Linked DNA regions of Homo sapiens: region 1 is linked to region 2. Evidence: chromatin loops called from intact Hi-C (ENCODE). Cell type or tissue: dorsolateral prefrontal cortex. All regions are shown on one strand.

What was found. Hi-C counts contacts between places; a loop is a spot of excess contacts. Peaks named below come from ENCODE experiments on the same cell type or tissue, not always from the same donor. Only the 100,000 strongest peaks of a DNase experiment are listed, where the experiment ranks them.
Region 1: a loop joins it to region 2, with 4 times the contacts of the local background. A loop is called at or near these places in 3 of 110 quality-filtered maps.

The regions. Positions count from the first base shown.
Region 1 is chr3:17,965,302-17,970,301 of GRCh38, forward strand. All of the region lies in intron 1 of BALR6 (B-cell acute lymphoblastic leukemia associated long RNA 6), which reads left to right. Among named protein-coding and RNA genes, the nearest start is that of BALR6, 5.2 kb to the left of the region's middle. In dorsolateral prefrontal cortex, no CTCF peak of the experiment used is centred here; a DNase peak (open chromatin) is centred at 2,030; H3K4me3 peaks cover 799 bases; H3K27ac peaks cover 955 bases.
Region 2 is chr3:17,256,602-17,261,601 of GRCh38, forward strand. It overlaps TBC1D5 (TBC1 domain family member 5), which reads right to left. Exons shown (of 23, transcript NM_001349074.2): 16 at 1,905-1,990. Among named protein-coding and RNA genes, the nearest start is that of PLCL2-AS1, 200 kb to the left of the region's middle. In dorsolateral prefrontal cortex, CTCF peaks have their summits at 2,430 (motif pointing right) and 2,632; no DNase peak of the experiment used is centred here; H3K27ac peaks cover 657 bases.

The DNA of each region.
Region 1 (5,000 bases), 710 kb after region 2:
ATTTTTTTAATCATCCATATAGAGATTAAAATCTGTATGGAGATAAATTTTAATTTGAAAAGCAAGTTATTTTTTCTAAAATGACACACTATTATCATGGGTCCAGCCCATGATAAAGAAAACTAGAAGTCATGACCCCTTCCTTCCTTCAAGGTGACCACCATCATTTAAATAATACTTACATGGCAACTACTAAATTGCAAGGCAGTATAATCAATGCGGAGAACTGTGGTAGAAACCATGAATGATGAATGAACTGGAGAAAAAGAAAGGTCCTTGTAAAGTTTCATAACTGAAGCTAAGCCTTGAAAAGAATGTTGGTGAAGAAAGTTAGCCTGATAAAAGGGAATAATTCAAGCAAAAGCATTGTGATTAGAAGAAAAATAGTAAAATTAGAGTCATGAGTGGAGTGTGGTATTTGCTTCATGCTAGGGAATAGTGAGATAGTTACAATTACCTTGAGAAGCCTTTTTTCCCCCCCCAGATTATGTAAGAATTGCACTTAGAATGCTGAAGGCCTGTGCCTGTTTTATTTATCAATCATTCAGGTATTCTGCTGAACAAACTTTAGAACATAAGAGGTCATGTGAGAATAATTAAGAAGATGTTAATGTTTGACCTTAGTATTTACTAATTTGGGTTTTTCTTTTTTTTTTTTTTTTTTTTTTGAGACAGAGTCTCACTCTATCACCCAGGCTATAGTGCAATGGTGGCATCTTGGCTCACTGCAACCTCTGCCTCCCAGGTTCAATCGATTCTCCTGCCTCAGCCTCCTGAGTAGCTGGGATTACAGGTGCCTGCCACCACACCTGGCTGATTTTTGTGGTTTTAGTAGAGACGGGGTTTCACCATGTTGGTCAGGCTGATCTTGAACACCTGACCTCGTGATCTGCCCACCTTGGCCTCCTAAAGTGCTAGGATTACAGGCGTGAGCCACCGTGCTGAGCCTAATTTGCATTTTTAATGGGAAAATGAAAGCCTAGTAATATTAGTAAATAAAATGTCCTTCCTTTTTATCTTGAAAGCCTTACATATAACATCCTCAAGTTTACCCATCTTCTACAAGACATGAAGTGACAAAATCAAGATCTCCATGAGGACAAGAGGTTTTGTATTTTCTTACCAAAAATAAACTGTGCTTGAGTTTTTCTGGTTGACAGGTCTGCGCATTAATTTGAGTAAGGCAAGAGGAGCCCCACCACAGTGAAGGGTCTCTGTGTCCTCCATGGCTTCTTTATTTTCTTCTTCCTGCCTCTTCATTCACCTCATGTGAATGGACAAAAGGATTCTACTCTTTTATTTCTAATCTCTGACGTTTCAAGAAATTATAATATCTAGGTAGTGGATTTTACTAATGCTGGCATCTTACCTCTTTGGTTTTGTCACAGTTTTCCCAGTTGAACAACCACAACAATACTGCCTTATAAATAGAAGACTAGGTCTTTTAAAGCCTACTACAAATCCCCAGGGTTGAAAGGGCTTACTCAACTCATAACCCATATGATATCTCAGGCTATTCCATTACCTTCTGCATCCCCCACCCCATTCCACACATTCTATTGATGATTTTTTTCTAGAAACTAAATAAAAGCAAATAATAATAGGGAAGTTATAATCAGAAGGTTAGTAATGAGTATTAAACAAATTGCCAGCTTGGTTTTAATGTGAGGATATGGGACATAGAAGAGAAGCAGAAGGAGACCTGGCCATGTTAACCTTGTGAAAAAATGGACTGCGGACAGGAATAGCAGGGTTTTTCTTTTCTTTTCTTTTCTTTTTTTTTTTTGAGAGGAAAATGGGAAAAATAGTTCTGAGGGTTGGATCCAGCTTTTTCTTTTTGCAGGAATTCTGTTGTCCCTTTAGAAAATATAAAAGCCGTTCCAAGGCACATTGGCACCCATGTGGCACTGCAGTCTTCTCTTGGCACTGCCTCATCCTGTTGCTGGCAGGACAGAGCATGGACCTCTTTAGCCTCATCCTCTGTTGTTTTCTGCACAGGAGCCAAACATTGTGGCTACTCGCGAGGCAAGGCTGGCAGCTGAAGAACCCAGATGCCAAGCTCTGGACTGGACTTCTGTTCTGTTTGTGGCTGGTCCCTTCCCTGGCATCTGCCCTGGCTTTGCAGCAGCCTGTGTCCCCGTCTGCAGAGCTGGGCTCAGGATTAGGCTTCTGTTGGCTCTCATAGATGTTCGATCACTGTTTCCCTTTTGAATTATCCTTGATTATGAGGAATGTGCCTTTATGACACATTCCTCCCCGGGTGACTGCTCAGACGATGTGCCTGCTCCTCGCTAAAAAGGGGGTTTCTCTCAAATTACCAGTAATTGTTAGTAAGAAAGCTTGTGCAATGGGAACATTTTTTTACAGGTAGGAAGATGTGAAGTGAAATACAAAATCTTGTATCTCAAACACAAATTTTTACTGTTTTTCTTATTGAGAGGAAAGCTTCTGAATTAAGTCAAACAAACAAAAAATCAAATAACCCCAGCAACATGAGAATTTCCAGAAGATTCTTCTTTCTGTTTTAATTCATCTAAATTTCTGCCCCACATCCTTATCCAGAGACTTTTGACTTACAAAAGGTAGCGGGGCCAGGCCGGGAGGGCGGGGGCTGGGTTCTCCAGGTCACAAGAGGTAGTAACATTTATAGTATTTGTCAACAAATAGACAGATAAACATAGTTATAGTATTTGTCAACAAATAAGCTCAGAGACTGTAAGTCTAGGGTCCAAACTTCCCTCAGTGGGGGAGGAATACTGGACCATGTTCTGCTAGTAGAGGTGGAGAGGGTAGGAGGAGGAAGCCAATAAGCCTGATTGCCCCCTGATGGGGTGCAGGGATAGTTCTGCTGGTAATAGGAAGCCTCGTGCTTGCCTAGGAAGTGAAAATCAACTTGAGAACTTCACCAACTAGAAGGTAAGCTAAGTATAAATGAAGGCAATTCAGAAATACCTCTGGAATATCTTTACATCTGAGAGCCTTCTGACATTTGTTTACACTCTAGAATCTTTTGCATCAGAATTATAGACACAGTTCAAAGAGAAAGATGAATTACAGCAAAATAGAAGGTGCTTTGCTTTACGAAGCATAATGTCTTAAATGACCTATCAGGAATTTGAGCAATTTCAGACTGAAATCACAAATCTGTCATCCTGTCTAGATGAATGCTTATTTATTGCTCAATTTCTGCAGCTGGAAAAGGATTTTGTCCCAATGGCTCCCAATGGCAGTCTCTCCAGCTTCATGAAATCTCAGTGAAAGTCAAGTCAGATAGATCTGAATTCTAGTCTCAGTTCTGCTCTTTGTTAAATTCCTGACCTTCAGTAAACTCTCAGTTTGTTCCTCTATAAAATGGGAGAAATAACAGTACCTATCTCATGGAGCTACTGGCAGTGTTACATGACAAATTCATGGCACAAAGTATGGCACAGAATCAGACCTAAATAGATGTTGGCTAGTGTTAAGATTTTCCATAGGCTAGGGTGGGAAGAATACCACTCATCAATCTTTAGAGCTGCATCATTTTTATCTCGTTGGGTGACCATCAGATTTATTGACTATATTGCTTCTAATGAGGCAGAAAAAACTGTGTTATGGAGACACTTTGGACTACAAATAACATGGTGCCAGACAGGGCACACAATGATTAAAATTGCTCAGTGAAACCGTGGGCAGGATAGACTTCAGGTTTATCCCCCTGAATGTATTATTTTAGAAAATTAAGCTGAGATATAGCCAGTTCGTAAATTACCAACAAAATAGGCATCTCCTGAGGTGGCCACCAAAGGGAATTTAAAAACCTACGATATATAGGTACTGGGGAAATAGATCCATTAAATGGATACTCTCTGGATTTGAAAATGTGGCCATGCCCACACAGAAAATAAACAGTTGATCCATGCAGATGGCGTTAGCAGATGCAAAGCACCCTGGGAAGGGGCAGTAGTCATTAAGCAGAGCTTCAGCGTCATTCATTGGCTCTAGAAATGCGATCCCATCTTTAAGTCTAGAGTATAAAGCGAGGGCTGGTACTTTTTTTTTTCTGTAAAAGGACAGATAGTAAATATTTAGACTTTGCAGGTCATATGGTCTCTAAGGAGTGTAATGTAAAGCACCCACAGACAATATGCAAACAGTTAAACATGCTTGTGTTCCAATAAAACTTTATTTATAAAACTGGACAGCAGCAGGATTTGGCATATCCATGGGTCATAGTTCTCTGATCTCTAGCATAAGGGGTTAAAAATCTGCTAAGTCAATCTTCAGAATTTTATTTTGTAATAAACTTTTAGGTAGCTCACATAGTTCCTAAACAAGGCACCTCTCATTTCTTATTTATTTCTGGTTAGCAGTTCATTGAACTAAGACGCATGAGGATTTTAAGGGATTTGAGGAAAGGGCTCAGAGACTGTAAGCCTGGGGTCCAAACTTAAGGGTCAGACACGTGAGAAGCAGGCCCTAATAAGATGATAGAGACTGGAAGCATGGGTCGGATGCTAGAGAAAGAGCTGGCCATTGCCATAGGGAGCTTGGACCACTGTTTCAGATTTTCCAATTTTTCAAAAGAAGCCAGAAACAAACAAACAAACAACCTCCTGATTTTTTAATAATGGCTTACCAGTTTTAAAAGCACTGTGCAACCCTACCAAAACATATATGTGATTGAAATCCGGCTTTCAGGCTGGTAGTTTGTGACCTTTGCTTTCAGCCCAGAGCTTTCCACCTCTGAAAACTGCTAGTTGCCTTGAAACGGAGCTGTAGGTTTTTCCAAGCATAGTCTGAGATCTACAAGGACTGATCAGACTTATGCCTGCTTCCTTAAAGTCACCCCTCTATTTCAAAACTGTCTACCCCACAGTGGCACCACAAAGCTCTGCCTGACAGTATGTTCAAGGTATGCCAAGCATGCCCAATAATATCTATAGATAGATAGGATTTCATTAGAATTTGAACTGCCTGAAGGAAAGGGCAAGACTTGGCAGCCTGTTCATTACAATAAA
Region 2 (5,000 bases):
TGTTGAAAATATTTCAAAAAATTCATATAACAAATATGTGTTGAGTGCCTTCCCTATACCAGTCATCATTGTCCTAGGTGCCATGAAGTGGTGAATAAGACAAAAGCCTGCCCTCAGGGGCTTAGATTTTAGTGGAGACGTTGGGGAGACAGATTATAAATACACAAATGAATTATATAACTTCAGTTCATGATGATGGGATAGAGTGAATAGGGGAGGTGAAGACAGGCAGGAGGTTAAGAGTGGCCTCTCTGAGATGACATTTAGGCTGAGCTTTAAATCATGAAGAGGCATGGGAAGATGGGGGTGGCAGAAGTGCTCTAGCAGGAGGGAGGAGTTAGGTGCACAGGCCCTAAGCAAGGGCAAATAACAGAGAAGGCTGATGTGGCTGTAGCATGAGAATGAAGAGAAGGAGAGAGTGGAAGGAGATAAGGTCAAAGAGATAGGAAAGGGCTTCAGGAAGAAGACTGGATAGCCAGTGGCAATAGGAAGCCTTTGGAGATGTTTACATGGAGGTATGATATAACCTGTTATAAATTGACATTTAGTTGGCTGTTGTGTAAAAAATAATCTTGTGGGGGTTGGGAGGGAGGGGAAGACAAAGGATTCCAGCTAAAAAGGTCTTGTATAAAGAAAAAGACTAACATACTTTGTTCTTTTAAACATAACAAAACTAAATATCTGACATAATGGGAAGAAATATAAGTGACTAGGGTGTAAGACTACTGAAGGCAGGGATTTTGGTCTGGGTTTTTACTGGGCATCTCCTGTGTTTAAAATAATCAATCTGGCAGTCATTAAAACTCTGTTGAATGATCAAGTGACTATAGCAAATAAATTTTTATTTGTGTAACAAGACTCAGATGAAATGAACAAACAGAAAAGAGCTTCAGATAAGTCTCATGAGCTACAGAACTGGTCTCATAATTGCATGGTACATCAATATATGGAGCAAACAGATTTCAATCAGAGATGGGGAGTTTTATAACAACATTACACTAAGACAAGGTTCAAATTTCAAGTTTAAATTTAGCCATTTTGTTGTAAACTTCTTCTCATCCCTTAGACTATGAGTTCCTATGCAGCAGGAATTATAACTTATTTTTAACTCTCCAGTAACAGCAGAACACATTGTGTATATGTATTCCATAAATGTATATTTAGGCTCTTGGAATTCTACTGAAGAAAAGCTAACACATAGGCAAAATGCTTGAGGAAGAAAATTCGGACAACTTGGCAGCATTTATCATTACTAACATTTTAGTCTTCCAGAGTAAACTTTGAAATTACATTCTAATTTGAAATGATTCTGGTTTGACAAGTTAACTCTTGAGACATCTCAATATGATATTATGAAAGAACAAAACCATTCATCAACCCTTTCTGCCAATGTTAACTTCTTTAAAAAGTAGGATTTTAATGTTTTTTATTCCTACAGTGACCCTTAAAATTTCTATGTATGCAATCACAAATGTACACACAAGATGCATTTATAAGCTTATTGTGTAGTTCTAAAGACAGTTGGGAAACACATTTTTAATTTTGTTACTGAAATAATTTAAAAATATATTATAAAACTGTCTCTTTTCAATCAACAGCAAAAATCTAGAAAGAGATTATACAAGTAGGCACAATTTATGCAAGTTTATTCATGTTAGAAAAATGAAGTTGCCTAACTTCAAATTGTAACAAGTACTCTTATATTTATTTTTCGTCTTACCATTGACATCAATATATAGCATTTTTTATGCCTTTAAAATAACTTGGGTAATTTATTTAACAAAGATTCCTTATGTACATATGCTAAAATCTGGAAAATTGTTTTCAGCAATATGTAAAATTTCCTGATGATCTCTGAGACTACCTTTGTGATTTATAACTATCATCAGAAAAAGGGGACTTACCGGCTTTTATTCATGAGGTCTGCTCCTCGTGCTTTGTAATAATCTAAATTTGGATGGAATTGATAAGTCACTGGTCTTGGATTTCTCTAAAAAAAAATACATTTTTAAAAAGCTAGTTAAATGATTTAATCCATTAACATATAAGAGGACAGCAATGATCATTTTAATATCCCTTCAGAAAAGAATATGTATAATATAAAGTTTAATAATTAGTGTGATTGGGTTTTGCTTTTATTAAATTATTCCTTACTTCTGATTAAACACAAAAATTATTTATTTTTTCCTCTCTCATAGTTAATATTTATTCATCATTAGATTTCTGATGACTTCAAAATAAAATTTTCAAATATAACTTTCCTAAAATATGATGAATAAAATTATAATAACATCTAAAAACTATATGAGATGTAACACAACCACAAACTATGCCAAGGGATGGAGAGACATAAGGTGTCAAGGTAACTGCATTTCGGGGGAAGAGAAAGTCATTAGTTTTTTATGACCAGAATGCTAAATGTGTCCACTAGATGGCACACTGAGACTTTCTTGTTCCAAAATGAGTTATTTTCAGAATTCAGCAATTCTTTTAAAGTTAGCAATTTCTATGTCATCTATCCTTATTTATGAGTTTAATAAATGGTCAAAATATGCCAGGTAGTAGAAATATTACCAGGATAACCATTACTATACAAAAGCAAATTGACCAATGCACATTTTCACAAAAGTAGCAAAAACACTGCCCTTTCTAGAATGCAACATTATTTATAAACATTGCAGAAATGTCCTTGAATCATTAGGTCCACGGTGTCTGTTTATATGTGTTGCTATTATTTAAACATATCTATTATTTAAATGTTCAAATCCCTCACAGGCGAGTAAAAATTAAACAAATATACTTCTGCTTTACAAAAACCAATCATGTTTACAGCATAATTTAAATGAATACCATAATCTCTAAAATGTTAAATTACATATATTTACCATAAAAAGTTTTTAAAACCTTATAAATAAATGTGTTCTAATGTTTACCTGGGCAGATAATTCAAGTTAATAATTAGGTTTTTGAACCAAGGCATGCACTTCCTTTGAGATACATATCTGGACACGGAAAAGCTGCATATTATCTTAATAGAAAATTACCAATATGCGCAGAAATCAATCCTTGGAGACATAATTCCAAGGCACTGATACACTTGCATGCAGGCACGGGGGGGGTTGCGGGGGGATATAATTGCTAAGGTTAAACAGTTTGAAATTCATCAAGCGAACAAGCCGCATTTAATGGCCATGATGGACCTTTTCTTTTTCTGCTGAAAGGAGAATATTTATACAGCTCAACCCTTTCATATCTCTTCCAAGCCAGCCCTAATCATCTGACAAAAATGACAATCCCTTGATTTAGCTCCAGCTACTACTCCACTGGTTTGGTATTCAACACAGTTCTACAATAATCAAATCTGAATTGCCTTGATGAAGATAACTGATGCTTCCATGACGACCATACTATTAAGTCTAACAGTGCAACTTTTCTCTCTCTAGGAATTACATAGGTTTTCTCATGGTAGCTGATGACAACCTGGACCCAAGTATAATGGGAAAATAAAATAGAGGTTAAGGCCACTGGCAGATTGACAGTGCATTCATGATGTATTTTAAAAATTAACTTTCGCAGGACTATCGCTCATGACTAATTTTGCCCTTTATTCTCAGTACCTGGAAATACATTTTGTTTCTGCTAATAAAAAAAGACCCCTTTTCTCTGACTTCCAACAAACTACTAAAGGATTATGTTACTTTTTGCCATAAAATAATGAAAGAAGGGATCACATGGAGCAATTACTTGAAACATCTTTATAAAGAAATGACAAGCAATTCAAGACACAGAGTGCTGATCTATCTAAGCACTTAAAGCCATTATTAGGAATAATGATCTAACTTGAACATATAAATGAGGCTCAAGTATTGCTTTCACTGAGGCCTATTTAAATTCCTAAGAGACTTACTGGTATCAAAGGGAGAGGTAGTTTAAAGTACCACTGTACTGGAAACAAAAAAAAGAATCAAAAGATGATGTTGAAAAACAGCATTTGAAATGTGAAGAAAATAAAATCAGAGGTTATGGTTGAAAGTTATTCTTTTCTGTTGGGAAGACAGTGATGTTTCTAAAACATAAATATACAGACATATAGATGGATCTAGACCAGCACTGTCCAACAGTGGGTCACAAATATAAATTTCACCTATAATTTAAAATTTTCTAGTAGCCACATTTAAAAAAGAAAATAAAAAGGAAACAAGTGAAACTAAATGTGATATTTTATTTAATTCAGTATATCTAAAATATTATGATTTTAACATGTAATCAACATATACAGTTATTAATGAGATACTTCACATTGTTCCTTTTGTACAAAGTCTTTGAAATCCAGTGTGTATTTTATACTTATGGCACATCTCAATTTGGACTAGCCACACTTCAAGTGCTAAACAGCCACATGTGGCAAGTGGCTACTGTACTGGACAGCATAAAATGAAACATCTGAAACACCCGTACACCACTACATGGCTATAAAAATCAACATCTAGACATGAACAATAAAAAGGATACCAATATTTTTATACATTAAGATTCAGTAAGTACAGTTCTTCCAATTTACCTATAATTCTTCTCTTTCAATTAAGTTAATTTTATCTCTATTAAATAAGGTTTTAAAAAGTTAAGGAATTTTGGAATACCATCTCACACAAACAACAACCAAAACAAAACCAAATTGAAACTAGGTAACAGGTTCAAATCATTGTTAAAAATACATATATAAATGTACACATAAAGGTCAATGGATAGATAACTGGGACGTACCAAAATGATATCAATGGTTTTCCTAGGGGGACAAGATTAAATGAGCGGAATTCTCACTTTATGCAATCGAAATATTTTAGAAGAGATACTTGCTCCTTTTTTGGGGGGTGGGGTGGGGTGGGGGGGGAGACAGGGTCTCATTCTGTCGCCCAGGCTGGAGTGTAGTACTGCTATCTTGGCTCATTGAACCCTTGACATCCCAGGCTCAAGTGATCCTCCCACCTCTGCCTCATTGC